Linked DNA regions of Mus musculus: all the other regions are linked to region 1. A link is a loop called in an ENCODE intact Hi-C map of the cell type or tissue named here. Cell type or tissue: left cerebral cortex. All regions are shown on one strand.

Region 1 (5,000 bases):
TGACCAAAGATAAACAAAGCCAAACAAAGCCCAAAAAAGGGAGAAATTAATAATGGTGGTGGTGGTGGTGATGATGATGATGATTTAAGCTGCAGATATAATTCCTTGTGCCTTTTATTTATAAAAAGAAAAAGGAAGAAACACAAGACCCCCAAACACTTGATTTGTCTCTAGCTACTCACATTAACAAGTCCCCAAAAGACTTTTCATGATAAACTAAAAAGCAAGCTTTCCCATCAGGCAAAGGACTGTTTTTAGCAGGAATCACGGAGAGCCTCAGACATGCCAGGAGCTCCAACTCCAGCCATTGCTTTTAATTTCTGAACACACTTAGCACATTCCCAACTCTTCCCACTTCTATAACTGAAAGTTAGTCTGTTGAAAATATTTTTCTGGGCTGAAATATTTTCGTGTGCACCAATATGAGACATCCAATACAGAGTAAGAGATAATGAATGGCAGATACTTAACACCTACCTTGTTATCCTGAGCAAACAAGAACTGCTCAAATCTTTAACTATACATGGGTTTCTCCTCAAATGCATAATTTGATCACACTTTATTTGAACTCACTACTGGTCATAGTTCCTTAAACTACAGTTAGTCACACCTGCCAGAAAATGAAAGTATTATATACTATAAGGCACAAACCCCAGTAACACATTTTTAATTCCCATGCAATAAGCAAAGTTTAATTTTGTCTACTTTGTATTCTTTTCAATTTACAGTGTTTCAGCTATTTTAATATGAAACCACCAGAAACCTCATCGAAAACGACACCAGGATAGTTTCCTACACTTATTTTCGATATTTTTGATAAGGCAGTTTCCATTCAGGAGGACAAGGCAGGGCCATAAATGCAGTTCAGGTACTCAGCCCACCCAGAAAAGCAGAGCAGGCGCTTAGTCAGGCACTCCAGGCCTGAGCTGACTGACCACAGAAGCAGGAAGACACTACTTAGGCTTTTATTTAAAAACAAAAAAGTACCAGCATATTGTTGACAAAAACAACGAAAATACCATAGATCTCTTCAAGTCTTTTAAGTTCGATTCCTAAATAAATGTGCACAATTGTGTCTATGATTTTAAGGACAGGCCTGTTTGGAATAAGACGGTTGCCTATGATTACTTTAGTAGACTGTTTCCCTTGGAAGCTAGCAAGATTAGCACAATAATGCGTGCAGAACCACTTTTCTTCCACTTTCAGACTTCTCCCTAGGGTTCACCTTGCAAAATATTTAATCCGTGGTGGGTTTTTTTTTTTTCTTATTTGAGTACAAAATTTCTAAATGGTGACTTTCTACGAGTTTCATCAAAAGTAGCCTCCTAGAGTTTAAAGAATTAAATGCTGCTATCTAACCATATGGTATTTAAACTTTATGACATAAAGAAAAAGTAAACTTTGTGTAATCTTTAGGCAGTCATTCCCTCTCATGTAAACTCTGAGGTCTAAGCAAAGACTAGCAACCTGTTTCATATGAAAGTATCGCATGTGGCCTTAGATACTGTGAAAGTCAATATATTAAGTTGCAAAATACTGGCACGTAGGCCAGGCACAACAGCTCCTGTTTGATCCTAGCACTCGGGAGGTGGAGGCAGAAGCTAAGAGTTCAAGGTCAGCTTCCACAGCACAGGGGGCTCTATCTCAGCTTGAGCTATAGAACTGCGTCGCAAATCACAAAACATACAATAAGCTTTTAACTGACTCGCTACTGAAAGTGTGAAGCCCATGCTAAACAGTAACATTTAACAATAAAGTATGTTTTTAAAAAAAAGAGTGGAGAGTTCCGTATACTACTGGCCCAAAAATCTATATTCTATATAGGACTTTAATTTTCGTCTATAAACACACTCCTCACTTGCACCGACAAAATCCTGAAAGGCTGGATGCATACATACACTTGGGATCGGGTTACTCTGAGTAGTGGGAGCGTAAATATTGGGGTTGAGGTCCAGGACAGAAAGAGGGCAGGAGTCTTGTGTCTTCATTGTTTGGCAGCTTTTTTTTTTTTTCTTACAGAGCACGCAGTACTTTAGCTCCATTTCTAAGAGCATTCCTCCTCCTCCTTCTGTACCCAAATTCTTCAGATTTGTAAACGCACAGCTGTGGTTTCACGATTTTAAAAGAACACGCATAAAAGCAATAAGCTGTAAAACACCTTGGCTCTGCAAAACAGCTCGCCCTGTCTCTCTCCATCCGTTCTCCCGGCTGGTGTCTAAAATGCCAAAGCAGCGGACGCGGACCGCACTTACCGAAGGCGCAGAAGACGCTCACACAGCGGCAGCGCCCGCTCAGTCCCTGAAGCCCCGTCCCAGCCCCCGCGTCACGAGCCTGCGTAGGCGGGAGCCCTCCAGGCCAAAGCAGCGGCGGACCGGCGGCGGGCGGAGCGCCGCAGAGACAGCCGACTGGCCCGGCACAGCGTCCGCCAGCGCCGACGCGGGAGGGCGGAGCCCGACCCGCAACCCGGGACCCGGGCAGCTGGACTGCCCTAGTCGCCACCGCCTCCTGGGAGCTGCGCGTGCGCGGGGCGCCCTCCGAAGAAAGATGCCAATCAACGGGGCCTGGGAACACCCCCACCCTCAGCTGGGTTGGACTCCGCCCTCTCGCTGAACGCCCTGCCCCTTAACCAAACAACGCGAGGCTTGCCCAAGCGGCTGGCAGCTCCCGCGGATGCCGCGAGAGCTGGGGCTCCTCCTATTCTGTCGCTGTTTTGTTTGTGTGCTGCGTAGCTCGGGAGCGCAGGGTCTGGTGACTCAGTCCGTCCCCAGCTCCGCCTCCGGTCGGCGTTTTGCCGACTGGATCTACGAGGCCACTTCATCTCCAGCCTCTCCGCGGGTCTCTGTATCGGGTGATGGGGAGGATGCCTGCAGACCCGGCGCGCACCCAATGACTGGCGGCGGTGCATGCGTCGCCCCCTGTGCAGGCGCAGCTGACGCCTTCTTGGTCCACGCCGAAGCCCCTGCCTGTGTCGGTGTCGGGAAGGAGTGCTTGTTGAGAAGTGGCGAGGGTCAGAAGCAAGGGGGAGCATCTACATCTGTAGTCCTCCGCAGTAAACATGTCGATTCCTACTTTGGGACTGTATTTTTTGTTTGTTTGTTTGTTTCCAGCACATAAAAAGACACTGCTTTCCCAATGCTGTAATTTGTAACCAAATGCACGTTCCAGATGTGGTGGCACTGGCTTGTAACCCCAGCACTTGGGATGCTCAAAGTCTGCCTGTACTACATACATATATCAAGTCCCTATCAGGAAAACAAAAGGTCTTGAGGCCTAGGTTGCTGTCACCTACAGTAACCTTGTGTAAAGTGTTTAAGAACAGAGTAGTAAAATGAGAGCTTCCAATCACTTGAAAACTGGAACAAAGTTAACTTATGCGATGGTCTGACTTTCAGCTCACCTTTATGTCTCAAGTACGAAGTTAGATTTGGTGGCCTTTTAGCCCTTAGACTGAGGCTGTGGGCCGGATTCCTTAGTCCTATCTTTGTGTCTCTCCTAGAACCAAAGCACCCCTGGACAGGATGGGATCACATAACAGTCTTTGGGGGTTCGGTTTCTGATACTCTAGGCAGAAATTTTAGCAGGTGAAAATATTTTATCGAGTGGATGTAACGGCTCAGGGTGGTAATCCCAAAAGCTCCGCAGGTGACAGCAGAGATCAGTAGTCCAAAGTTATCTGCAGATACTTCATTTGAGGTCAGCCTGGGTTATATGAGACTGTCTCAAAAAAAAAAAAAAAATATATATATATATATATACATCTTACCATAAACATAATAAATCACATGATAAATTAGGAAGGTTTGGGAGTTTTAACAGAATCTCCAGGCTGTCCTCAAATGTGAAATCCTCCGAGCCTCAGCCTTCTGAGAAATCACAGATGAGTTCCACTTCACCTGTTTTAAAATAACAGTGAGACACTAGAAAACATTTTGGTTTTCTTTTTCTTTCATTTCAGTCCCTATGGGAATTTTTTTTGTTTGTTTTGTTTTGGTTTGATTTTTTAAGACAGGGTTTCTCTGTATAGCCCTGGCTGTCTTGGAACTCACTTTGTAGACCAGGCTGGCCTCGAATTCAGAAATCTGCTTGCCTCTGCCTCCCAAGTGCTAGGATTAAAGGCGTGCACCACCACCGCCCGGCTGGGACTTTTTTTATGTAGGCCTTTTTTTCTATTGAATAAGAGCTAAACACAGCTTTATTTTTCTTCTCTTCACCTTCAAGGGCTGAGATTAGAGGTGTGCAAAAATGATGATGTTTAATAAGAGGGATGCTAAGTACTGTGTTTATAAAACAGGACCAGGGGTTTCTCTTCTACAGCAGCTAAACTGGAAAGAATCATGTAATAACTTCTGTGTATACACCTGGTACCTGCCACCTACCCATGTTTCTAATTATGCCCCACGTCTTGCCTTTGCACCTGTCATTTCTTATATATCCTCCCACAACTTCATAATCTGGGAAGGCTGGATACTGAGTACCAAACTGCTTCCAAATTTTAATGCTGTGCTACACCGATGATACTTGTCTTTGTTATATTGGTCAATTTTTAAGTTGTTTCATCATCCAGATTTATGTAAAGATTTTAGACTTTATATAGCCTGCAGGCAATTTGTTCTTGGCATTCTCCATCCACTGTTGGAGTAAGCCTGGTCCTGGGAACACTAGCAACACTTTTATTCTTCATACCAAGTGACTTCTACTTTATTACTAAGCAGAAAATAACACAGTATAGTACAGGCCTGGCACTCTGTTCATAAAACCACGCAGGCAGAATATCACAAATGTTCAGCCTAGTGGTCTTTCATCCCAGCACTAGAGAGATGAAAGTAACAGGACCAGAGTGCAAACAGTCAAGTGGGTCTCTATGAGTCCAAGGAGAGCCTGGGCTATATCAAGTTCCAGGACAGCTAAGATTATAGAAAGAGAACCTGTCTGAAAACAGGAAGGGAGGAAGGAAGGAGAGCACTACTATCTCTCCCAAATGACCTTGGTTCAATTCCCAG
Region 2 (5,000 bases), 66 kb before region 1:
AGAGACAGGCAGATTTCTGAGTTCCAGGCCAGCCTGGTCTACAGAGTGAGTTCCAGAACAGCCAGGGCTATACAGAAAAACCCTGTCTCGAAAAACCAAAAACCAAAAACCAAAACAAAAACAAAAAAACAAAACACTTAAGCTCTGAAGAGAGATTTGCCTAGATAGCATTGGAAATGTAAATGAAATAAATACCTAACAAAACAAAACAAAACAAAGAGATTTGCCTAGAAATAAAGTTACCGTGAATGTATGTGTCCACTGCACTCTACAGTGTCCTCTGCACTCTACAGTGTTCACTGCACTCTACAGTGTCCACTGCACTCTACAGTGTCCACTGCACTCTACAGCGTCCATTGCACTACAGTGATGCTGTAGTTCAGGTCATAGGGCTAGCTGGGAAAGGCCCATTGCACTGAAAATGTATATAGTGGTTCACAGATCATGATGCTGACTGATAACTGCAACATCGTATATACATTATGTCAACATGTGGAAAAAAAAAATCACACTAACTCTTGCCTTTAATATCATATAACTGAATATCTAAAAGCATTGCTATTATTCTAGTATAACCTGAATTTTTTTTCCCTTCTAATCTCCAATGTCCACTAATACAAATGAAATAGACTTCTAATTCACTTATTTACTATACTTTAACACACTAATTTCCTTATAGAGAACTCTTAAATTTGGGAGCCTACTAGAATTAGGAAATATGGTAAGATGGCTCAGAGGCTAAAAGCACCTGCGGACAAGCCTGATGACCTGGGTTCAGGCCTCGGCACCACATGGTAGAGGATGCCATGACACCCGCAAGTTGTTCTTGCCCAAGTCCATGCCACACCCAAAACAAAATAAATAAAATATAATAAGAAAAATAAATTTAAATCCCAAAATTTCTGTGCTATTTCCATGAATAAAAATTAAGACATATCTAAAACTGTGAGAAAATGTTGGTAATAAAAACAAAATAATTTGTAAGCCAAATATACAAGTGACTACCAATGCATAACAGTGTTAAATAAATTAAAAAACAACAACATAAGTATCTCCCCAAAGTTTCTCCCATTCAAGCATTATTTATTATACTTAATTATATTTAATATTTGCTGCCTGTAATAAAGTTTCACAAAGAAAAAAGTTAAGAACAAAACTAAAGTTGCATATTGTTAACATTTTAAAGTTTTACATATAGACAGAGAGTAACTTTTTGAACAAAAGTTAACCTTCAGTTGCTTCTGCGGAGCATGCGCAGATTCTGTGGAGAATCAGAGCCACCTCAGTAATGTCACAGTACCTTTACAACAGCGTTCATGAAATAAATTCATACCAATCAGCTGGAGAATGACAGAGATTCCACTGCTGGCCTTTTTCTCAAAAATCTTATGAATTAAAATATACCCTTGTTAAATGTTGGCACATATTTATAGATTTGCTTATTAATATGATTGACAAAAATAACTAAATAATTGAATCAAGACATAGATGGTGGCTGTTAGCAGTGTTATAGTATTAACCAGGTATAACTCCTATTGATTCTTCCAAGAGTAGAAACAATTCTTAGTTGTTGACTATTCTAAAAGCTGTGCCACACCTAAATTTCTTAAAATGTACAAAGGCAAAGTACACTTTAAACCTTAACAACAATTTCTGTGTAATCTAGAAGACTAAGCAATAAACTGTCCAGGACTTTTGTGTATAAAATAGCACTATGGGGACTGATAAATTATACATGTAGTTCAGGTTAGAATATAGAGGGAAGGGGAAATGCAAATCCCATCTTTTCATACAAAGCGCACATTTCATGAAACCTGAGAAATGCAACACATCTACCAAAATGATAGACAAGTACAAGCAGTTATATTCAAGAATGGTTCAGGTGTTCTTTCTCTGGTTTTTAGGTTAAAATTAGATGCTTGCTAAAATGTTGTACTTAAGTTAAAATAGGCGGATACTTTTTTATTTTTAGAAAAATTCCCAAACAGGATCTCCTAAATAAAGTCACTTTCCTGAGTCACACTACTAACATTAAAGTTATCTGTATACAGGGGGGAAAGTCTTAAAGCCTTTAAAATGTCCACGAATGTATTCCTCTGAGGCTTATTATGAATAAACCTAAAAATACAATGACTATTTTGAGGCTCCCACACAGGGACACACTTCACTTGCTCTTACGAAGCTGTGCACTGAAAATAATTTATGGCAGAGTGCAAAATATATAGACATCTTGGCTGAGAACATAAACACTTGCCCAAAGTAAGACCACGATTCCAATCACTTACCTTAGCAGTGGTTTTCTTTAGAGGTGCATGTTGGATTATCTTCTTCTTCAGATGGACAGATGATTTCATTCACAGCAGGGACCTTGCCAACTTGCCCATTTAATTCTTTTGAAAAGCAGCTAGGAGATCAGGGTGACCTAGCCTTGCCCTGTAGCTTCCCTCTTAGACGGATAGTCTAGGTCTAGGAGCTGACTGAGAGTAGAAAAAACAACATTCCCCTTCAATACACTGTGAAGTTGGGGCCAGCAATTGCGCACCTAATTTATTAGATGCCAGAGGACAATGTCATTGAAATTGTAGACAATTATTCCAATGGAATAAAGAAATTTCAAAGACCTGGGGAAGAGTCCTACCTTCTCATATCTTACCCGAAACAAACTGACAAATGAAATCACAAAATGTTTTTCTTAAAACATTTCATTAAAATACAATGAGTCTTAAATGACTACTTTGTTAAAAATAAGACACTTTAAAAATCTCTGCTAGGCTAAACGCAAGTCTTGATCTTGAAATATATCATTCAAATACCTTATAATCAATAACTAAACTGTTGAATTAAAATTAGAAAACAAAGACTTTACCTTTTCAAGTGTTTTCCCTTCCAACTGCATCAGACTCATCTAGGACAACCCAGGAATTATTTGAAGCAAAGTGTTGAAAGTATATAAAGTGCTTTTGTTTGTTCGCACTGAATAATCAAACCCGCATGACTGAGGCACTATAGAAACCCACATTATTGAAGCAGTCACTAAGTGTTTTATAGAAAACCTGACAGCTAAGTCATTTAAAGCCATTACATTATTCCCTGCACAGATGTTAATATATATAATTGATAGTTCACTATTTTTAAGGATTCTCTGTCCCAAACAATTTGACTTTTTGTCACATTAAAATTTATGGTTCATCCCTACAACCCCATCACTGTAGAACCTGAGGTGGAGGGTCAGAAGTTTGAAGCTGATTTGAGCAATTTAACAAGTCCCTACCACAAAAAGGGGAGGGGAACATGGAAAATTAAGAAAGAAGTGAACAATTTTGAGACAGGGTTTGACTCTGAAGCCTAGGCTAGCTTGAAACACTCAGTGACACTCCTGCCTCAATCTCCCAAGTGCTGGGATTACCGGTATGTCTTACACAATCAGTTCAAAACCATATTTGAAAGATGCTGACAATGTAGTTTAGTGTTAGAATGATCCAGCATGTATAAAGCCTTGAGTTTTAATCCTCAGTACCACTGGGAGTAAAAGGAAAAAAAAAAACTGCTTACAACTGGCAATATTTGCATAAAATTATTTCTGGACACTATTAGTATAGCAAAATACACAAACATCTGAAGTGTACTGAGAAATACTGAGGATAATGAACTAATTACAACAGCAAAATGATTTCAATACAATTCTCTTTAAAATGAATGACATAATAAATACTCCAGTGATAAAACTGAATACAGAAATACTTAATTTTCAAGTACAAATCACTGTAAAAAGTAAACCTTTAATAAATTGTAAGTAAAGCCGGGTACTAATTATTGCTATATATCAGTTATATCTTTTGAAAACTACCAAGGGTAAAGAATGCACTGTTTTTCACTTGCTAAAGCTAAGCAGGACTGTCTTAGTTGACTGTGCCGGTGTGTTTAGGATTAGTGGTATTGCCTGATTCTTATCTGAAGGAAATACATGAGTCACATAAAAGGGCTACTTTACATTTTGTAGCTAAATCTTAAAGTGGATAGGCTATAGTTCATTGGAGCAGCTCAATTCTAGGACAAACAAATTAAAAAAAAAAATCAATCAATTTTAACTGACCAGAATCTAAAAGTGGCTCCTAATCTTCTTTTTAATACAGGTCATCATGTGATGGTGACCCCCCAACCATAAAATTATTTTCTTTGCTTCTTCACAATTGTTTTGCTACTGTTTTGAATAGTAGCACTGATATCTGATATGCAACTTATGAAAGGGTTGTTTAATCCCCAAAGGGGTTGTGACCCAAAGTTCAGAACTACTGGTCCAAGACAAAAGATTTTCTCATCAGACCCCATACTACCTTTTTCATGAATTATGACTCATTTATGTGCCCAATTATATAGTAATAACAGTACATTCTATGTAGGATAAAGATACAGATTTGAAAAACATTTCTAAAATCTTCTCTCTAGTCATCTGGAGAGAACATATGCACTCTAATGACATTATAGAACATAATGGAGTAGGAGTCCAAAGAGTCAAATACGCACATATGTATTTAAAAAACGCGTATTGCATAGCTATAAATAAATGTTTTACTAGTGACAAGCTCTTCCATTAGGTCAAAGTTTACAATTTAATCTTTTTTAACTACAATACTCACCCAAGTATTCAAACCAGGACAGGTGCATTTTGTTTGTGTATTTTGTTTACTGATTTGAGGGTAATCTGACTCCGCCAAATTCCTCCTCCTCTTGTTGACTAAATCTAGAAGGCATGAGGTATTTGTGCTCACAGATAAGCACTAGGGAACTCAGGAAGGAGTGTTAACACACAGGGTTCAAAGAAGAGATGTATACCTGTTTTCAGCCGGGAAAACTGGACGTAGGTGTAGTTAATAGCCTGATAGTATATGTATCTGTACAGCCAGGCCTCACCCGACTCCACAAAAGTTTTACACTTATCGCAGCCATTCTTCCTAGACCCTTACCTTGAGCATTGTTTCTTAGTCAATAGAGCCCATCTC
Region 3 (5,000 bases), 120 kb before region 1:
AGAGAAAGAGTGTGAACTCAGAAAAAAGAGAAGAGAGGAGAAAGAGGAGGGAAGAGGGAGGAGGGGAAGAGAAAGGAGGGGGAGGGAGTGCAAGCGCCCTGAATGTCTAGATTTTATAGGGAGGAGCCTCAGAGGAAAGGGCAGCCTAGCCCTTGGGCTGGAAAGTTCTGAGTTGGGGGCAGGGTGTGCTAAGTAGAGGCCGGCCTTGAAGGAAGAACCTGGAGGCCAGGTCTGCTTTGATATGTAAAATATGCACAGCAGTCCTTTGTCCCAGGTTCCTGGAGGAGGAGGAGGAGGAGGAGGAGGAGGAGGAGGAGGAGGAGGAGGGGGAGGAGGAGGAGGAGGAGGAGGAGGTTAATAGAAAGGAGTATATAGAGGACAAAGAAGGTAATGCTATAGGGCAAATTCATCAAAAGAGAACAGGACACAGGAAAGGAACAGACCTATCCACGCCAGTCACTTTCCCAAGGGTTAGAATTGGGGCAAAGGCAGTCTCTCACAAAAATGAGTATGGAAACGACTGAAAGAAGGGGAGCTGCCGTCAGATTCTAAAGGAGACATTGACAAGGAGTTGCAGATAGGGTGGGCAGGGACAGCAGGGACTACAGTGATCCTTTTGAGTGGCAGCCACAGTGAGCCTTTTGAGTGGCAGCAGCAAGAGAGAGAGGAGGAGGTTGTGCAGATTGATGCAATCTGAACAAACTCCCCGAGCAGTCGGAAGGGGTGGGGCTTCGGGACTGAGGAAAGTGGAGAGTGGCAGGAAAGGGCCAAAACAGCAGAGGAGATAGGTGGAAGATTTGTTTGGGTAACTTTGCTAAGGGCGGTTGGAGAGGCAGAACCCACCTTGCTTATCGAGCACCAGAGACTTGGAGAGGAATTCAGGTTTGGAGAGGGAATCGGAAAAGGAAGCAATCTGGTTTCAGAGCTGGCGGTAAAAGCAGGCGGTTGCTGTTAACAACTGAAGGTGGCAGTGGGGCATTTTATAGCAGCAAGGGACCTGACTGGCCATGGTCATGGAGATTGGAAAGAGGGATGTGGGCGTGGCCTGCATTGATAGCTCAAAATGATCTGGCCTGAGAGGTGTGATCTGTAGCTCCAGTGCCTCAGAGGAAGAGAAGTGGCCACACAGTTACTGCTATGCCTGTGGAGGTTTCAAGCCACCGGCGGTGGAGCACAAGGCTTTACTCAGATCGCAGCGCAACACCTGTTGTAGGGCAGGGCTGGCTGTACTGACAGTGCACTCTCACTCACTGTAGGAACAGGGCTAGCCAGAGGTAATTTGCTGTTGAGGATTAGGGTTGGGCGGGGTGCAAAGTGCCCAGCAGTCAGCCACGGTGTTCCTACAGATCTGTGGCAGAAGTTTGAATGGCCCGAAAGCAGAAAGTGCAAGGGGAAAGTTTGGAGCTGTGATTAGAAGCAGGCAAGACTGTCAAGGAGGAGGGGACAGATGGAGGCATAGGACATCTAGGAAAGGGGAAGACAGACAGGTAGAAATGTGGGATGTCTCAAAGAGAGAAAAGAGCTATTTCTCCTTGTTTCTAACCTTATGTCCATAAAAGTGTAAAGGTTTTCATTTTATTTGGTTCTTAGGGAGTATGAGAGTTATTTCCAAGTGATAAGATAGATACATCAGTAATTTTGAGTGTGTGTTGGAGTTTTCAAATGGAAAGAATAGATTCCCTATACTAATAGTGACCTTGGGCCAGGCTCCTAGTAATAGACAATGCAGAGCCTGAACCAACTGTCTTCTGTAAACAGGCTAGACTCCTACTGGTAGGACTGGGACAGTAACCCAGCCCTAAAATCTATGACCCACTCCTTCCCCGCCTGCAAGATGCACTGAAACAATGGTGAAGCAGGGCTTTTGGATGTGCCCAGCCAATGACGACTGGTCAACACCACAAGAGGTAACCCATGCCTCACAGTATCTGGATAGCCTGGAACCAGAAGCTGGATAGCACAGAGACTAAAGATAGAATCAAACGCAACTGACAAAAGAAAAATAAAATTCCTAATGATATTTTGCTATACTTAGCCTAGCCCAAACATCATCAGAGAGAGTTAATCCAGCAACTGATATAAGCAAATGTAGGGACCCATAGCCAAACATTAGGCAGAGCTCAGGGAACACAGCAGAAGGGGGTGGAGATGGGGGTGGGGTTGTATGAGCCAGAGAGGAAAAGGACACCAAAAGAACACACTTCCTACGTAATCAATTAAGTGGATTGCCTTGTCCAGCCTTGAGATAAGGATTTGTGCCAAGTTTTATTTGAACTTGTTATGTCATGATCAGTTGATATCCTTGGGATGCCTGTTCTTTTCTGAAGGGAAATGGAAGAGGAATGGATCTGAGGGAGAGAGAATGAGGACAGAGGGGATTGGGAGGAATGGACAGGGAAGAAAGTTTAGTTACGATGTAATGTATAAGAGAAGAATGAATATTTTAAAAGGGCAGAAAAGAAAGCAGGCTGAGTAAGCCATGATAAGCAAGCCAATAATCAATCCCCTTCTCTGGCTTCTGCACCCTATGTATTACTGCCACCAGATGGCGCTATGATAGAAGTAGAAACCATAGGCATTCAGGCAACTTGTTCATGTAACTTACTCATAACTTCGTGACCTGCTCTGGTCCAATCATACATCTCTCCAGATTTCAAATAGACTCACTTAACACAAGTCTTTCTTGGTCGTGGTAGGAGCTAATTGCAATAATTTATCCTTTACCTTAGAAGGGATATTTCTGCATGTCCCACACTACTGAACTCATAAGAATTTCATTGAGGTGAATTTCACTGAAGGTGAGGCCCTTCAATTTCAGCTGGATTTATTTCCCATGCTCTAATGTGCATATATGTTACAAATTAGACCAAAATGGTTCCTATCTCCTGCTAATTTGGTTCAGTCTGCATAATGTCATTCATATAGTGCACCAACGTGATATTTTGTAGAAGAGACAGATTCCTTCAAACTAAGTTATGGCATGAGGTTAAAGAGTTACTATATCCTTGAGGTAAAACTGTAAATGTATATTTCCAGCCTTGCCAACGTAAAGCAAATGCTTCTGGTGGTCCTTATGGACAGGTACTAAGAAAAAGACATTTTCTAGATCAATAACTGTATACCATGTATGCTAGATAGTTTTCTGTCAACTTGAAACAAACTAAAGTCACTTTTAAGGAAAGAACCTCAATTAAGAAAATGCCTCCAGAGTTCCATCTCTGGTCAACACTGCTACTTGTAATTGAGGATCTGCAACAGACTTTCCAGCCCAGAGATATGCCTGCCTCCCTGGAGGTCTGCTCCCATCCAGGACAACCAAGTGAGACATTCCCCAATCCCCAGGCCGATGGGCCCCTGGCAAGCCCAGGAGCCCTGATGTCTGTCCTATCTATTTTGAGCCCAGTCTTCCAATTCAAATTTCTGCCTGTGCTCTGGGATCCCAGACCACAGCTCTTCCTGCCTCCTGGAAGGCCTGCTACCACCCACAGCAACCAGCCTCCAGAAGCATGCTATTCCTGCGGACTACCAGGAATGACCAGTTGGCTAAAGACAAGCACAAGAACACAATCAACAAGAGTCTGTACAATATGGCACCATCAGAACACAGCTCTCCTATTACAGCAAGACCTGGATATGCTAAACAATCTGAAGAACAGGGCTATGACCTTAAATCTCATCTTAGGAAAATTATAGAGGCCTTCAAAAGAGCAAATAAAAGAAACCGTTAAAGAAATACAGAAAAATACAATCAAAGAGGTAAAGGATATGAATAATACTGTTCAAGACCTGAAAAAAGGAATAAGAACAATAAAGAAAAAACAAACAGAGGCAACCTGGAGATGAAAAACCTAGGAAAAGAACAAGAACTATAAATGGAAGCACCACCAAAAAATATAAGAGATGGAAGAGAGAATCTCGAAGTATAGAAGATATAATAGAAGAAACTGATGCATCAGTCAAAGAAAATACCAAAACCAAAGTTTCTAACACAAAACACCCAGAAAATTTGGGACCAAACATAAGAATAATGAGAATAGAAGAGAGAGAAAATTCCCAATTCAAAGGCCGAGAAAATATTTTTGACAAAATCACCCAAGAAAACTTTCCTAACCTAGTGAAAGAGATGGCTATAAACATACAAGAAGCTTATAGAATACCAAATAGATTAGACAGGAAATAAAATTCACCCACCACATCATAATCAAAACACTAAATGTAAAGAACAAAGAAGGAATATTAAAAGCTACAAGGGGAAAAGGCCAAGTAACACCCAAAGGCTGACCTATCAGAATTATACCCAACTTCTCAACAGAGACTCTAAAAGCCAAAAGGTTTGGAACAGATGTCTTGCAGACCCTAAAAGACCATAGATGTCAGGCTAGAATCCTATACCCAGCAAAACTTTCAATCACCACAGATGGAGAAACCACGATAGTCCATGACAAAACTAAATTTAAACAATATCTTTCCACTAGTTCAGCCCTATAGAGGATACTAGAAGGAAAACTCCAATACAAGGTGGGTAAATACACCCAAGAAAACACAAGAAATTAATCATCTCACAGCAAAAGCAAAAGAAGATACACACACACACACACACACACACACACACACACACACGCAGTACCAGCACCAACATCAAAATAACCGGAAGTAACAGTCATTGGTCATTAATATCTCTCAACATTAATGAACTTAATTTACCAATAAAAAGACTCAAGCTAACACAGTGTGAACATAAACAGAATCCATTATTCTGCTGCATACAAAATACACACCTCAGCAACAAAGGTTTTTCAAGAAAATAAACTCAAGAAACAATCTTGAGGAAGTGGGGAGCAACAAACAAAAGAAACAATCTTGAGTAGCCATTCTAATATCTAAAAAAGTAGACTTTCAACAAAAATTAATCAGAAGAGATGAGGAAGGACACATCATACTCATCAAAAGAAAAAAATCCACCAAGACTTTCTAGAATTCTATTAAAATGAAGACACAAC
Region 4 (5,000 bases), 310 kb before region 1:
TGCAAGATAGAGGTTTTTAAATCAATCTGTCAGATCAAAGGGAAGTATATTCTTCAACTGATATTACCCTTAAAAGCCACAAAAAGTACCAAATTTAATGATGAGAACAAATTAACTGAACCTTCATCAGTCCATCAGTAAAACAATGATCTGAGGATAAGAAAAAAAATTGAATCCACCACAGAAGACAGTGGATTTGGGGTGCTGAGAGGGATGATCAGAAGTTTTCCTTTGAATTTTTAAGTGACTCGTGTGTGTTTGTGTGTGTGTGTGTGTGTGTGTGTGTGTGTGTGTGTGTTGTATACATGTGCGGCTGGAGAGATGCCTCAGAGGATAAGAGCATGTAGTGAACTTCTAGAAGATCTAAGATAGATTCCTAGAATCCATGTCACAAGGCTCATAACCACCTTTAACTGCATTTCTAGGGAATATGAAAATCTCTGACCTCTCTACATGCACCTACACTCACATGTGTATAGCCACACAAAGACAAGCACATGTACACATGATTAAAAATAACTGAATAAATAAATAAATAAATAAATAAATACAGATTTGGGAGCAGCGACAGTATTTTCCCAAGAGGGATGACTCTAACCATTGCATATTCTTTGCTGTTACAGCTTATCCATCTTGGCTCCTGTCCTTACTGTGTGGCTTCACAGTTTTAACAATGACTCCATCCAAAGGTCTCCCCTTCCTCATGTTTCTAAATTTCCCAGTGCCAGAATTATCTGCTTGTTTCTTGGTTTGGGTCTGGTGGACAGGATGATCAACATTAAGTGTATCTGTAAGTCTCAACTGCCTACTCTGGGGTTCTATACCCAAGCCTGACTCCCCCATGGCTTATGCAGCCATGGACTGGATAGATTATGTGTGCCCTCTATATAATACCTATGATAAAACTTAATTTACAAATTAGGCACTAGCAATCAGCCACAACTACTACAAATAAAATAGAACAAATGTATGAATTATGTTGGGAATTTTCCATTCAATAGTTTCTGTCCACAGATAACTGTGGGTAACAAAGGGCATAGAGAACAAAGACATGAACAGGGGTGACTACTTGTATAGCAAAGTCCTGTTCCACAAGCTGGGTGACTACTTAGTCTGTGAGCCAGGCTAAGGCCTAAAATGCCCTGCTCTGATTAATAAATCCCTTGGAAGTTCTGAATATGCTGTGCAGCCAGCGTGTCTGATCTGTCTGTGCTCTCTGATAGAATAATTCTTGATTCTGGCAGTCCATTGAGTTAAAGTGGGGTCAACAGCCTGTTTAGAAAGAAGCACAATGTTTTACATCATTAAGGCTGGGAAATAGCCACAGACATTGAGTGGTTTTCTTTCTAGTCTAGTTCCTATGAAGACAAGATGTCAGCGACCCAAGGATGGCACCCTTAGTAATTTATTAAACCAATGCAAAGAAGGATGCTTTTTCCCGTTTGCATTCTTTCGTTCAGTATTTCTGGAGCCCCAGTACAGGACGGGTTCACGTGTGTCTCCGATGTGTTTTTTTTTTATTATAAGATTTATTAATCTATCTCGCGTCTATGTGAGGTCACTAAATCTGCACAGGGTGTGAGCCTGCGTGGAGTCTCTGGGAATTGAGTGACAGGACCTCTGAGTGCTCCGGCCCCGCCCCAGACATTTAGAGTTTTTTTTTTTTTTTTTTTTTTGGGGGGGAGGGTCAGGGTTTTGCTGCTTTTTTTTTTTTTTTTTTTAAGAGTAGTGTTTAGTGCTCTTGAGTATTTTTATTTAAAATGCTAGGGTTTTATTTGGGGGGTTTAAGAGTGTTAGGGTCGCCAGGCAGGGGTGGCACACGCCTTTCATCCCAGCAGCGCTTGGGAAGAGGCAGAGGCAGTGGATCTCTGAGTTCGAGGCCAGCCTGGGCTACAGAGTGAGCTCCCACACGATAAGCACACGAGACTTTTTAATTTTATATAAAAATCACGGCCGCCCGCCCGTGTCTCTGCAGACGCGGATTTCTCCGGGGGTGGGGGGGCGGTTTCAGTCTCTGGGGGCCCCAGGTGGCCCGGCGAGTGGACGTCATCCTTCCCTGGGGGTCGCAGTCCCCCACCCACGGCGGGCAGGCGGGCGGGCAGGAAGGCGGGTGGGCAGCTCACCGCCATCTGTGAGGGGAGCCGAGGCGCCCTCTGCTGGCCTGTGGGTGTCATGGCGGTGGCAGGGCGCGCCCTTCCGTTTCCCAGGACCCCCACGAGTGGGCGGGGAGGGCGTCAGCTAAGACCAGAGTGGGGTCTCACCTGAGTGAGCATGAGGCGGGGGCGGGGCCTGGGGCGGCTGCAGGCATCAGCGGCGGCACCGCCCCCTCGGGGTGATTGACACGATGGAAGGGGAAGCCGGGCCCCGCCCACCGCGCGGCGTGGACCTGAAGCCTCTGTATTCCTTTATAGAGGGAAAAAAAGCCTCAGACACTGCCTCTTGTCAGACATGGACGGTGGGTGTGTGTGGGGGAGGGGGGGGGGAAGAAATCCAGCCTTCCATTGGAAGGCGCGGCTGTCAGTCACAGCCGGGCGGGCGGGACTTCTGGCGCTATTCCCTGCTCCTGGAAATAGCAAGTGGGGAAGCTTCCTGATTGAAAGCCGCTGCCGTCAATCACGACCGAGCGGGCGGGACTTCCTGCCACAGACTGGAACTCTCACGTGGCGCGGGTGCACAGAACTGAGCCTTCCGTTTTCCCGCCTCTACCACCCGAAAACTGCCCGGCAAGGGTCTCTCCGCCTTTGTGAGCGCCGCTGTCCCGGGGACCGCGGATTGGAAGCAGGAAGTCACTGGCCGCGGACAGAATCTCTCTCTCCTTCCATCTCAGGTCAGTGCAGGTGCGGGCACGCCCCTGCCTCAGCCCCTAGGCATGCTGGGAGTTGTAGTTCTGTCCCAGTTTTGGGTTCTCTGAGCCCCGCTCCCCTCTTTTTTCTCTAAGACTGGGTTGTTATTTTTTTCTAATTACTTTTTATTTTTAATTTTTGAATGTTTAAATTTTATTTATTTATTTATTCATCTATTTATTTCTTTATTGAATTTAATTTTGTTTTTTCCCATAGTTGGTGTCTCTGGGCTTAACCCTGAGACAGATGCTCTGGCGCGCCACCCGGTGGCGACAGGTTATCACTGCAACACTCCCCTTTTGTGTGTGTGTGTGTGTGTGTGTGTGTGTGTGTGTGTGTGTTTGTTTTCGAGACAAGGTTTCTCTCGCCCCTTTGTGTGTGTTTGTGTGTTTGTTTTCGAGACAAGGTTTCTCTGTGTAGCCCTGGCTGTCCTGGAACTCACTCTGTAGACCAGGCTGGCCTTTAAGTCAGAAATCCACCTGTCTCTGCTTCCCCAGTGCTGGGATTAAAGGCGTCCGCCACTACCACCTGCCTGGTTTTGGTTTTTTTGTTTGTTTGTTTGGTTTTTGTTTGTTTGTTTGGTTTTTCCCCAAGACTTGGTTTCTCTGGATTTAACCCTGAGACAGTTGCTCTCGCACGCCACCCGGTGGCGACAGGTTGTCACTGCAATGCTCCCGCTCGCTTTTTGTTTGCTTTTTGTTTTGTTTTGTTTTTTGTTTTTTTTTTGAGGCTGGGTTTCTCTGTGTAGCCCTGGAACTCACTCTGTACTCTAGGCTGGCCTCGAACTCAGATCCCACAGTTAAGAGACTTTTAATTGTAAAGACTTTGGATTTTAAAAGATATTGGATATTTTTAAAGGATTGAACTTTTAATATGTAAAGACTGGGACTTTTAAGAACTAAGGGTTGAGGCTTACTAGTGATGTGTTTGTGTGTCAAGTTGACAAGGGGTCAATTGTACTGGCTGGTTGTGTGTCAACTTGACACAGCTGGAGTTACCACAGAGAAAGGAGCTTCAGTTGAGGAAATGCCTCCATGAGATCCAGCTGTAAGGCATTTTCTCAATTAGTGATCAAGGGGGAAAGGCCCCTTGTGGGTGGGACCATATCTGGGCTGGTAATCTTGGTTCTATAAGAGAGCAGGCTGAGCAAGCCAGGGGAAGCAAGCCAGTAAAGAACATCCCTCCATGGCCTCTGCATCAGCTCCTGCTCCCTGACCTGCTTGAGTTCCAGTCCTGACTTCCTTGGTGATGAACAGCAGTGTGGAAATGTAAGCTGAATAAACCCTTTCCTCTCCAACCTGCTTCTTGGTCATGATGTTTGTGCAGGAATAGAAAATGGAAAACAGGGTGTTAGGGGTCAGCGGACACCAAGCGAGACAGAGTATATAAGGATGTGATAACAGTAAGGAGCGTAATATATAACATGATAATAATATATGGTATAAACATATGCTTTTATGACAATTTTTCATATTTAAAATAATAAAAGCAATAATAATAATATTTTAAATTTTAAGTTCAAATTTATATTTTCCTGGATGTATGCATCCGCAGTCTGGAGTTTGTACTTCTGAATACTTTTTTAAAAGTTTTTTATATAATAAAAGTGATCTGTAACGTGTGATAATAATATGTAGTGTATGTAACCCATTGGACAGTATATTACAATATAATAGCAGAAAAGTAATATGTAATATGTAGTATAATATACATAATATATAGTATATAATAAAATATATATTTTAAAATGATATATAATATAATATATCTAATATATAATAAAATAATTTTATACAAGATAAGTCCAAGCAAGGCCCACTGCAGAGCACAGTGGGCGGTTCCCAACACCCGGTGCCTCAGGCTCCATGCTCTGTACCACTCAGGCAGGTTTGCCTACCACAAAACCATACTCACACTGAGAAACAACAAAAACAGGAAGAAAATCCTGATGTCACGGCCACTTCCAGTTACGATATGGTCACTTCTGGTCTTGCTGTAGTCACTTCCTGTGATGACACGGTCACTTCTGGTCCCTTCTGGTCACAGTGTGGCCGCTTCATGTGACAACATGGTCACTTCCAATCAGGGTATAGTCACTTCCTGTCACCGTGAAGCTACTTCCTGTCCCCGTATTCTCACATCTGGTCACAGTATGGT
Region 5 (5,000 bases), 610 kb after region 1:
GAGAAACCCTGTCTTGAAAAACCGAGAGAGAGAGAGAGAGAGAGAGAGAGAGAGAGAGAGAGAGAGAGAGAGAGAGAGAGAGAGAGAGAAGAATAAGAGCATAAGCAAGCTGAATGTTGGTTCTTTCAGGAGTTGTACTTTTTCAAGTGGTCAGCTACATCAATCCTTTAGACATTTTTGACAGACTGGAATCTCCAAGAAAACAGGCTATTGCATTTTATGAACCTTGAGGTTTTCCCAGAGTCAGAGAGTATCTGGCCCATGGCAGCCAACTAGTTTCCCAGCTAGTATTTAATTGTTCTGCTTTAAGGCAATTTTTCCATTGTGGTCATTTTAGAGAACTCTAGATAAATGTCTATTCTGAAGCTTCTATCTGTGGCTCAACATCAATATTTTCTACAAAAACAGCAAACATTTTAACAGACTTTGTGTTCCCTCTACTTCTTCCACTCTTCCAAGTCAGAGAATCTCTGAAAAAGTCCTCACTAGCTACTTTACTATTCTGCCTTGCAATTAAGGTTAAATATTTTGAATAACATGTAAGGCATTTCTTTTTGGCCAAAAGAGAAACTCAGGGGAATAAAAAAATAAATTAAATTAAATTTTAAGAAAATGAAAAGCAAGCGTTCTCGTGAGCTTCCCAAACTGAGCAAGTTTGGGTAAGCATATGCAGGCTCAGTTTGGGAAGCCACAATATGCCATTTATCCCTAACTAGATGACGGGACAGAAATATTGCTGCTGAACCAACCAAGGGAAATATGCTGCTCATCCAAAACAAACTTGCAAAATCTAACTTCCACTGACAAAATGTCTCACAGGAGAACTTTGCCTATGTATCATTTTAAAGTAGTTTTTCCACTTGCTATGTGAAACTGGTAACTGATAACCCAGGGGCATATCTCAAAAGATGGAATTCTTACACATGAAATATGAATTTAGGAATAATTCAGAAGTAACTAGGTAAAGAGTCTTCCTGGAGATAAGGCTAGGTATAAATGGGTGAGAATAAAGAGTGAGCATGTGGTTAAAGCATTAAAAGCCAAGACTCCTGGGCCAATGAATCACAGTCTACTCACTCCCTTTACCCCTCAAATCTTTTACTTATTCACCAAGAAGCCCCTTTATATCGACCAGTCTAGGTCCTCCAACAGATAGATTTTGCTTGCAAGAGCTGACTTTGACCCAGGACTAGATGAATTTGATGAAAGAAGTTGAAAAATCTCCACTGGAACTGTGTTTAAGAATAGGGGCTCTAGGAAAAGCAACTTCCAGGCTTCCTCCTGGGGATATCTTGACTCCCCCTGTTCTAACCCTGTGCCTTCTTCCTTCTTTAATGTTGGAGGTGGGGTGAGATGCCCTAGTGTAGATATCCTTTGGGCAGCCTAAATGCAAATCACCCCTATTCCTTTTCCATTAGCACTTTCTTGACTTCCAAAGTCCATCAACAAAGCATACTGTTTACAAATGTTCTAAGGATACTGTCAGAAGAAGCTGAAGTTGAGATAATCTACCCATACCCAGATAAAATCTCACTTTCTAAAAACAAAAAAACAAAAGTGCTCAGAACAACATAGGAATCCAGTGCATGGTAAAAATCCACACAGCAGTCCAAAAAATGGTGCTGTGAAATTCTCACTTGCTGGCTACTTCTAAGTGCTTGTTCCTATATTAAACAGCCATTTACCAACTACCCATTTTCCAAAATATCCTTAAAACAACCATATATAGTAACATTCTGTTCAGAAATAACAACTGCTTAAGGTTTGGGTTGTTGCGGCTTGTTCCTTCTGGAAAACTACACTTATTAGAATTAGGGAACTTAACAGCAAAGGTTGTTCTAGTGTTTATCCATTAAATGATGTTTTCTGGAGGAGTTCATGTGGCAAGGTGATAACTTAATAACTATTGGCAAAAAATTGTCACTGTTTCTATAGAACTGTACTCAAGCAGAATAGATAATGATTACTCGTGCTTGGATTCTGGAACTTGTGGAATCTGCTTTCTGAAAATGCCTTTTGGAGTCTGCAGGCAGCACTGGCAAGGATAAAAAGGAAAAAGAAAACGTTTTGCTGGCAATTTACAAAGTACAACTAGCTCTTGGAACCCCACGGTATGGTGCAGCAAAATGCACAGCCCCGCTGGTGACATCAGATTACAGCCTTGAGAATGGGTGTGGGAAGCAGGCCAGGACATAGCTGTCACTGGTCACTAACACTGAATAAGCTGAGGAAGGGGCAGCCCACAGATTCCTGATTCTTTTTCCTTACGCCATGCCAATTTTTTTTTTTTTTAATTCTTTGAGAAACCAGTGGGCGGGCACAGATGGGAAGTGGGAAGCTGCAAAGGGAAAGAAGATGGTACAGAGAAGAGTGCTGAGCCAGGCGCTCCTCTGCAAGTGCATCCTCCAAGATCCAGATGGCATGGCCTTTCTTTGCTATTGCCACCTGGCACCACTGCCTCTTCAGCGCCCCCTATCTGCTGTCAGGACCATATGACCATAATTGATACCAAGTTACCCTTTATCAATTTGCAAACCCAAAGGCCAGAGCTCAAACAGCAACCTGTGAGGTATTCTGTTAACACAATAAATGTTTTAAAAGAGCAACATGTTTTAAAAGAACCTGTTAGAGTGCCAACTTCCAAGAAATGCAAACTCTACTTAGGGGAATGCTCCTTTACCTATGCAGCAGAATTTAAAGCAGTCTTTCCCTAATGAGTTGTCAGCAAATGTCACCTGCTTTAAAAAGTTAGCGGCTGGGAAGGGAGAAGCTGCTATGTTCTGAGCTGTGTGTTTTCAAAGCTTAGAATGGATGAGGCCCCTGTTCTCTTTTTATGCATGTGAGTTAGCTCTGAATCAGAGAGCTGTACAGTGACACTTGAGGGTGAGCTGTAACATCTCCTCTTTATAGAATACAACTTATTAAAGAGGAGGAGGAAGAAGAGGAGGAGGAGGAGGAGACTACAAAGACAAGGCTCTACAGGACACTGCCAAAGAGATGAACTCAGGGAACTCTTGTGCAGCTCACTGGGACTTTTGTCCTTGCTAGGAACCTCTCCCAGATCCAGGCTGGTGACTCGTGCATAAAAGACAATTTTTTCCACTCACAGAGTTTGCAGTCTAGTTACTAAAGCACTAATACAAAAAAACAAAAAAACAAACAAACCAAAAAAAAAAAAAAAAAAAACCCCTAAAGAGCAAATACAACACAACACTGAGGTGCTATTTTAGAAAGAGGGGCTAAAGTGCTCCAGAGCCAATATCATTGGGCTCTACCTCTCCAGGGCACTTTGCAGGGCTTCTCTAGAAGGCTGATATTTCATTGGAGATAATGAAAGTGGTAAGAACCAACTGGCAAAGGGGATTCTCTCCCAACCCACCCATGGCATGTGACAAGAATCCAGAGCAAGAAAGGCAGTGGCTGGAATGGACGTGTGTGAAACCAAGCCCTGGCGACACTGCCAGAGGCTTCACACCACTGCCAGGGGCTTCACACCAGCTGGGTTCTTACTCTCTGTGACTGTGACTTGAAAGGGAAATACCGGGACGTAGGATCGGGAATGGAAAGGAGGCACTTTCGTGGAGCTATTGAATTCTACAACATATGGTAACTATAAGGGAGATTACTGTTGGGACCTATGGGAATGCAACATAAATGACTAGCCTAAAACAAACCTGCATAGAACTACTTAGCACTCTGTCACTGTACATTTCTGTCCCACAATCACATCCTAGCCACCAAATAAGGTGGACACTAAGAACTAGTAAAATTACTGTCACTCATCCTAAACAGAATAATATATGTACTTATAAAGAACTACGTTAATGATATTTTTAACATTGCTACCTGTATGACAAACATTTATGCCCCTGTATATGTGAATACAGTGGTCAGATCCCAAGAGCAGCACTAAGCCTATGGCTCATAGCAGCAGATTGCTGTTTATTTATGTATTTATTTATTGCTTGCTAGTCTCTCAAAAGCAGCCTTGAGAAAGTATAGGCAATAATGCATGTTATTCATCTTATAGCGGAAAACTAAAACAGTTATCTAAAATACATGGTTTATAACTCTATTCCTGAACAGGAAATAGAAGCACTCAGCACTCATCATTGTAGAAAATAGCCTTTAAAAAGAGAGTAAGGTACATACACGTCTCTTTGTAAAAAATAAAACAAAACTGTAATAGTACGAAGATAATATTACATAATCTTTGAACAGAAAGCCCTGTGTGATTCAACTCATGTAAACCTACAGAAGCTAATGAAGCTGGCCAGCAAGCACCATGACTTGAACGTGTGCTGCTCCCCAAGCTCATCCATTTAATAAGTTGGGCCTAACCTGTTGGAGCCTTTTTGGAAAGTTGTAGAAACTCCTGCACATGGAGACTAGCTGACCAATGTAGAGTCACAGGACTGGACTAATGCAAAGCCCTGCCTCTGGCCCCAGCTCTCTACTTCCTGATTTCTGATTGACTGAGACATCAACAGTCTCCCTTTCCTGTTACCAAGGACAGGAGCTGGTACTGCTGCCATGACTTTTCCATGATGGTGAACTATATTTCATGAACCCAAGGCCAGAGTAAATTTTTCTTTAAGTTTCCATGAGATACTGTGTCACTGAAAATGGTAACTAACAGAGTAAATGTTGGTTGAATAAATTTAGAGCAATCCTGCACCCCTATAAGCAAGTGAACTCCATTAAACACTGGGGCTGGGAAATGAAAGCAGAATTAGAAGAACCTTATAAAAACACTCTAGAAACCCTAAAATGGTTGTGAGTACAAAGGCATTTTAAAACTACAGATTAGGACTAGAGGGTAAAAGTGAACGATACCGGCTTGACTACCCGAGTGCAATTCCCAGAGCAGACATAAAAAGCAGGATGTGATAGTGCAGCCCAGCCTTCCTGAGGTAAGATGGGAGACAGAGGTGAAGAATCCATCAGACACCTAGGAGAGAGAGGAGGTGTGTTCCTGAAACTTGATCAAGAGGCCTTGG

The links. A loop is a pair of places that touch in the nucleus more often than their neighbours do. Peaks named below come from ENCODE experiments on the same cell type or tissue, not always from the same donor. Only the 100,000 strongest peaks of a DNase experiment are listed, where the experiment ranks them.
Region 2: a loop joins it to region 1, with 2.2 times the contacts of the local background. A loop is called at or near these places in 6 of 42 quality-filtered maps.
Region 3: a loop joins it to region 1, with 8 times the contacts of the local background. A loop is called at or near these places in 5 of 42 quality-filtered maps.
Region 4: it touches region 1 in a loop (5-fold over the local background); 5 of 42 quality-filtered maps call a loop at or near these places.
Region 5: a loop joins it to region 1, with 4 times the contacts of the local background. A loop is called at or near these places in 2 of 42 quality-filtered maps.

What each region holds. Positions count from the first base shown.
Region 1 is chr1:7,086,469-7,091,468 of GRCm38, reverse strand. It overlaps Pcmtd1 (protein-L-isoaspartate (D-aspartate) O-methyltransferase domain containing 1), which reads right to left and starts at 2,549. Exons shown (of 6, transcript NM_183028.3): 1 at 2,253-2,549. In left cerebral cortex, a CTCF peak has its summit at 2,970; DNase peaks (open chromatin) are centred at 339, 1,037 and 2,553; H3K4me3 peaks cover 3,370 bases; H3K27ac peaks cover 2,814 bases.
Region 2 is chr1:7,152,557-7,157,556 of GRCm38, reverse strand. The region is part of intron 3 of Pcmtd1 (protein-L-isoaspartate (D-aspartate) O-methyltransferase domain containing 1); the gene reads right to left. Among named protein-coding and RNA genes, the nearest start is that of Pcmtd1, 66 kb to the right of the region's middle. In left cerebral cortex, no CTCF peak of the experiment used is centred here; a DNase peak (open chromatin) is centred at 2,237.
Region 3 is chr1:7,202,498-7,207,497 of GRCm38, reverse strand. No RefSeq gene overlaps it. Among named protein-coding and RNA genes, the nearest start is that of Gm23274, 61 kb to the left of the region's middle. In left cerebral cortex, a CTCF peak has its summit at 2,536 (motif pointing right); DNase peaks (open chromatin) are centred at 937 and 2,549; H3K4me3 peaks cover 405 bases.
Region 4 is chr1:7,395,545-7,400,544 of GRCm38, reverse strand. It overlaps Gm26901 (a long non-coding RNA gene), which reads left to right and starts at 2,449. Exons shown (of 3, transcript XR_865172.2): 1 at 2,449-2,827. In left cerebral cortex, CTCF peaks have their summits at 2,171 (motif pointing left), 3,068, 3,303 and 3,504; DNase peaks (open chromatin) are centred at 2,563, 2,835, 3,094, 3,472 and 1 more place; H3K4me3 peaks cover 1,796 bases; H3K27ac peaks cover 1,095 bases.
Region 5 is chr1:6,480,924-6,485,923 of GRCm38, reverse strand. No RefSeq gene overlaps it. Among named protein-coding and RNA genes, the nearest start is that of Alkal1, 120 kb to the right of the region's middle. In left cerebral cortex, a CTCF peak has its summit at 2,477; a DNase peak (open chromatin) is centred at 2,280; H3K27ac peaks cover 530 bases.